Regions from separate parts of the Homo sapiens genome. Here region 1 is linked to region 2. Evidence: chromatin loops called from intact Hi-C (ENCODE). Cell type or tissue: breast epithelium. All regions are shown on one strand. Each heading gives the region's core, and the rest is flanking DNA. Links, peaks and the distances in the headings are about the cores only. Region 1 overlaps LINC01761 (long intergenic non-protein coding RNA 1761). Region 2 has its middle 87 kb from the start of LINC02607.

Region 1 (2,923 bases), core at 328-2,827, 120 kb after region 2:
GATGGAAGATGAGGGGAGCTTTCTGGGGAATTTTCATTCAGACTGAGCAACACAGACTTTAAAATTGGGGATGGAGAATAATATCTACCTCTGTGGATAAAGACGCATAGAGAGTCATGTGGTGGAGATTAGAAGAAGGATACATACATTCTTGCTGAAAGGGCTAACTTAGAAGTGGAATGCAGGCCTGGGCACAGTGGCTCATGCCTGTAATCCCAGTACTTTGGGAGGCTGAGGTGGGTGGATCACGAGGTCAGGAGATCGAGACCATCCTGGCTAACATGGTGAAACTCCATCTCTACTAAAAATATAAAAAATTAGCTGAGCATGGTGGTGAGAACCTGTAATCCCAGCTACTCGGGAGGCTGAAGAAGGAGAATGGCATGAACCCAGGAGGTGGAGCTTGCACTGAGCCAAGGTTGCGCCACTGCACTCCAGCCTGGGCGACACTGCGAGACTCCATCTCAAAAAAAAAAAAAAAAGTGGCCTACAAAGTTAACAACTATGGCAATTATGAGAGGACCCCCATTAAAATTTCTCTTTTCAGGTGAGTTTTCCATGGAATGTGGGGAAAGTCATAATTTGAACAACATTAAATATCCCCCCTTTACCCTAAACCTTTTATTCAATAACATACCTGTACACCCCTGTGAGAGGGTACTGGGGAACAAGAGATGGGCAGTCCAGTGTGGGTGAACCACATCCTCAGTCCTCTAATGGCTGCCTGGAGGGAGCTGCAGCCTATGGAGGTATCATGGGGACCATGGGCAGGAATTTCAGGCAGGGTGGGCCTGGGGGCTTGGAAGGCATTGGGAGGAGTGTATGAAGATGGGGTGGACAATTTGGGGACAACTCCTATTCTTTCCTAACTCTTCAGAGGAAGAGAACCCTATAGGAGAAGAAAAAGTGGACATTTGAGTAATACCTGTATTAGTCTGTTTTCATGCTCTGATAAAGACATACCCAAGACTGGGCAATTTACAAAAGAAAAAGGTTTAATGGACTCACAGTTCCACGTGGCTGCAGAAGCCTCATAATGATGGTGGAAGACAAGGAGGAGCAAGTCACTTCTTACATGAATGGCAACAGGCAAAAAGAGAGAATGAGAGCCAAGTGAAATGAGTTTCCCCTTATCAAACCATCAGATCTCATGAGACTTATTCACTGCCATGAGAACAGTATGGGGCAAACTGCCCCCATGATTCAATTATCTCCCACCAGGTTCTTCCCACAACAAGTGGGAATTATTGGAGTACAATTTAAGATGAGATTTAGGTGGAGACATAGAGCCAAACCATATCATTCTGCCCCTGACCCCTCCCAAATCTCATGTCCTCACATTTCAGAACCAATCATGCCTTCCCAGTAGTCCCCCAAAGGCTTAACTTATTTCAATATTAACTGAAAAGTCAACAGTCCAAAGTCTTGTCTGAGACAAGGCAAGTCCCTTCCACCTATAAACCTGTAAAATCAAAAGCAAGTTAATTACTTCCTAGATACAAAGGGGGTATAGGCATTGGGTAAATACAGCCATTCCAAGTGGGAGAAATTGGCCAAAGCAAAGGAGTTACAGGCCCCATGCAAGTCCAAACTCCAGCAGGGCAGTCAAATCTTAAAGCTCCAAAATGATCTCCTTTGACTCCATGTCTCATATCCAGGTCATGCTGATGCAAGAGGTGGGTTCCCATGGTCTTGGGCAGCTCCATCTCTGTAGCTTTGCAGAGTACAGCCACCTTTTCCAGGTGAAGTGTGCAAATTGTCAGTGGATCTACCATTCTGGGGTCTGAAGGACAGTGGCCCTCTTCTCACAGCTTCACTAGGCAGTGCCCCAGTAGGCACTGTGTGTGGGGGCTCTGACCCACATTTCCCTTCTGTGCTAGCAGAGGTTCTCCACAAGCACCCTGCCCCTGCAACAAACTTATGCCTGGGCATCCAGGCGTTTCCATATATCTTCTGAAATCTAGGTGGAGGTTCCCAAACCCCAATTCTTGACTTCTGTGCACCCTCAGGCTCGACATCATGTTGGGGCTGTCAAAGCTTGGGGCTTACACCCTTTGAAGCCATGGCCCAAGCTGTACCTTGACCCCTTTTAGTCATGGCTGGAGCAGCTGGGATGCAGGGCACCAAGTCCCTGGACTGTGCACAGCACGGAGACCCTGGGCCCAGCCCAGGAAACTATATTTTCTTCCTAGGTCTCCACACCTGTGATGGGAGAGGCTGCCAAGAAGACCTCTGACATGCCCTGGAGACATTTTCCCCATTGTCTTGGGGATTAACATTCAGCTCCTCATTAATTATGCAAATTTCTGTAGCCAACTTGAATTTCTCCTCAGAAAATGGGATTTTCTTTTCTATCACATTGTCAGGCTGTAAATTTTACAAACTTTTATGCTCTGCTTCCTTTATAAAACTGAATACCTTTAACATCCCAAGTCTGAATTAACACATCCCAAGTCACCCCTTAGATGTTTTGATGCTTAGAAATTTCTTCCACCAGATACCCTAAATCATCTCTCTCAAGTTCAAAGTTTCCCAGATTTCTAGGGCAGGGGCAAAATGCCACCAGTCTCTTTGCTAAAACACAACAACAACACATATCTTTGCTCCAGTTCCCAACAACTTCCTCATCTCCATCTGAGACCACTTCAGCCTAGACCTTATTGTCCATATTGCTGTCAGGCTTGTGGTCAAAGTCATTCAACAAGTCTCTAGGAAGTTACAAACTTTCCCAAATTTTCTTGTCTTCTTCTGAGCTTTCCAAATTGTTCCAACCTCTGCCTGTTACCCAGTTCCAAAGTCGCCCCCACATTTTCAGGTATCTTTTCAGCAACACCCCACTCTACTGGCACCAATTTACTGTATGAGTCTGTTTTCTAAGATAAAGACATACCTGAGACTGGGCAATGTACAAAAGAAAAAGGTT
Region 2 (2,923 bases), core at 169-2,668:
ACCAGACACAAAAAGAGATATATTATAGAATTCTGCTTCTCTCTACATATAATTCAAAAGCAGGCAAGACTAATCTATTTTAATAGAAATCAGAAGAGCTGTTAGCTTTGCAGATGTTATACTTGAAAGAGGGCATGAATGAAGCTTTGGGGTATTGGTAATGTTCTATTAAAAATATACTGATTTTTACAATACTTTATGTATGTTACATTTCAAGAAAATGTTCAGTAAATCTGTATTGTATAGAATTGTATACACTTTGTGTCAAAAACTTGGAAATTTCTTTAGCTTTCAGGGATATAATGAAAACAGATTCCAGATTAAGCAGGCCATAGCACTAAGACAAATCTCACAGTGGAGAGACACTTCCCGTCGGAAGAGCCAAATACCAAAAGGCAAGAGGTTAAAATGAATTAAAGTTTATCCATTCTTGAATCAAATGAAAATGTTACAGACCCAAGAGATTATTCTTATATTTGGACATTTTCAGTGACCTAAAAGTAGCCATTTGAAATTAGTTAAATAACATTATTTTCAACCTTTTGAAATGAGGGTTTTTTCCTTTTTATGAGAAATTGGCATTTTCATCATCGAGGAGGTACACAACCTCCTTGACACAATGATTCATTGGAATGAAACCATTTCCATTTTTAAAAAATTATGTGCTTACCAAAAGCCCAGCCATGATCTGCAGACAGAAAAAGAACAGCAACAATGTGTGCCCACAGGGGAAAAAGACAGTGGAAATTTCAAAACTGCAAAACCAGAAATCAAAAGCATTATAATGAGAATTTCCACAGTAACATGATTAAGCCCCTAATTCCTGTCTTGGTTTTGGCTTTGGTCTGTTTTTATATCATCATATGTAGGTGTGGAGAACAATAATAATAAATATTATTTTATTTTTATATGGCACTTTTTATGTTTGTAAAGAACTTTTATATTGACATGTTTTCTTGGAAAATCAGTGTCTTTTGAATCAGATCCACCTTGGTTCAAATCCCAGTCAAGCCCCTTATAAGTTATTTAACTTTGACAAGTTTTTAAATTGTACTTCAATTACCTTACGTGCACATTGGCAGTAACTACCCAAACAGATTTATGAGAAGACTGACTGAGGTAATAAGTCCATGGCATATGTATAATGCAAATAATAATGTAAAGTTCACGGCACATAGTAGGCACTTAATAAATGATAACAATTGGTATGATCACCTCATTCGACTTCTACAACAACCTATAAGGGCAGGGACTGTGTTGGTTACCTATCGAAATGCCTACCTCATAGTAGGCATTCAGTAAATATTTTTTTAACTTTTATTTCAGGTTTCAGGGGAACATGTGCAGGTTTCCGATATAGGTAAATTACATATCATAGGGCTTGGCGCACGGATTATTTTGTGACCCCAGCAATAAGCATAGTATCAGTACTATAGGTAGTTCTTTAAACCTCTCCCTCCTAGGCCTTGGTGTCTGTCGTTCTCTCCTTTGTGTCCATGTGTACTCAATGTTTAGTTCCCATTTATAAGTGAGAACATGTGGTTTTTGGTTTTCTGTTCCTGCATTAGTTAGCTCAGGATTATGGCCTCAGCATCATCCATGTTGCTGCAAAGAACATGATCTCATTCTTTTGTATGGCTGTGTACTATTCCATGGTGTATATTTACCAGATTTTCTTTATCTAGTCTACCATTGGGTGGGCATTTAGATTGATTCTATGACTTTGCTATTGTGAATAGTGCTGTGATGAAAATACATGTGCATGTGTCTTTGTATACCCAATAACATGATTGCTGGGACAAAATGGTACTTCTGCCTTTAATTCTTTGAGAAATCACCACACTGCTTTCCACAATGGCTGAACTAATTTACACTCCCACCAGCAGTGTATAAGTGTTCCCTTTTCTTTGCAATCTTGACAGTACCTGCTATTTTTTGACATTTTGGTAATGGCCATTCTGACTAGTATGAGATGCTATCTCACTGTGGTTTTTGAGTTGCATTTCTTTAATGATTAGTGATGTTAAGTATTTTCTTCATATGCTGTTGGCAATGTGTATGTCTTCTTTTGAAAAACGTCTGTTCGTGTCTTTTGCCCATGTTTTAATGGGGTTGTTTTTTGCTTGTTAATTTGTTTAAGTTCCTTATAGATTCCAGATATTAGACTTCTGTCAGATGCATAGTTTGAAAATATTTTCTCCTATTTGGTAAGTTGTCTGTTTATTGATAGTTTGGTTTGCTGTGCAGAAGCTCTTTAATTTAATTAGGTCCCATTTATCCATTTTTGTTTTTGTTGCAATTGCTCTTGGCATCTTCCTTATGAAATATTTGCCAGAGCCTATGTTCGGAATAGTATGTCCCAGGTCATCTTCCAGGGTTTTTATAGTTTTAGGTTGTACATTTAGGTACTTAATCCATCTTGAGTTGATTTTTGTATATGATGTAAGGAAGGGGTCCAGCTTCAATCTTCTGCATGTGGCTAACCGGTTATCTCAGTATCATTTATTGAATAGAGAGTCCTTTCCTCATTGCTTGTTTTTGTTGAGTTTGTCAAAGGTCAGATGGTTGTAGGTGTGCCACTTTATTTGTGGGTCTCTATTCTGTTCCATTAGTTTATGTGTCTGTTTTTGTACCAGTACCAAGCTGTTTTGGTTACGGTAGCCTTGTAGTATAGTTTGAAGTGAAGTAACATGATGTCTCTAGCTTTGTTCTTTTTCTTAGGATTGCTTTGGCTATTCAAGCTATTTTCTGGTACCATATGAGTTTTATGAAATTTTTTTCCAGTTCTGGGAAGAATGTCATTGGTAATTTGATAGGAATAGTATTGAATCTGTAAATTGCTTTGGGCAGTATGGCCATTTTAATGATATTGATTCTTCCTATCCATGACCATGGAATGTTTTTCAATTTGTTTGTGTTATCT

Evidence for each region. Hi-C counts contacts between places; a loop is a spot of excess contacts. Peaks named below come from ENCODE experiments on the same cell type or tissue, not always from the same donor. Only the 100,000 strongest peaks of a DNase experiment are listed, where the experiment ranks them.
Region 1: it touches region 2 in a loop (32-fold over the local background); 1 of 110 quality-filtered maps calls a loop at or near these places.

What each region holds. Positions count from the first base shown.
Region 1 is chr1:95,477,414-95,480,336 of GRCh38, reverse strand. It overlaps LINC01761 (long intergenic non-protein coding RNA 1761), which reads right to left. Exons shown (of 4, transcript NR_033966.1): 4 at 981-2,923. Among named protein-coding and RNA genes, the nearest start is that of LINC01761, 4.1 kb to the right of the region's middle. In breast epithelium, for the core only: no CTCF peak of the experiment used is centred there; no DNase peak of the experiment used is centred there; H3K27ac peaks cover 979 bases.
Region 2 is chr1:95,595,661-95,598,583 of GRCh38, reverse strand. No RefSeq gene overlaps it. Among named protein-coding and RNA genes, the nearest start is that of LINC02607, 87 kb to the right of the region's middle. In breast epithelium, for the core only: no CTCF peak of the experiment used is centred there; no DNase peak of the experiment used is centred there.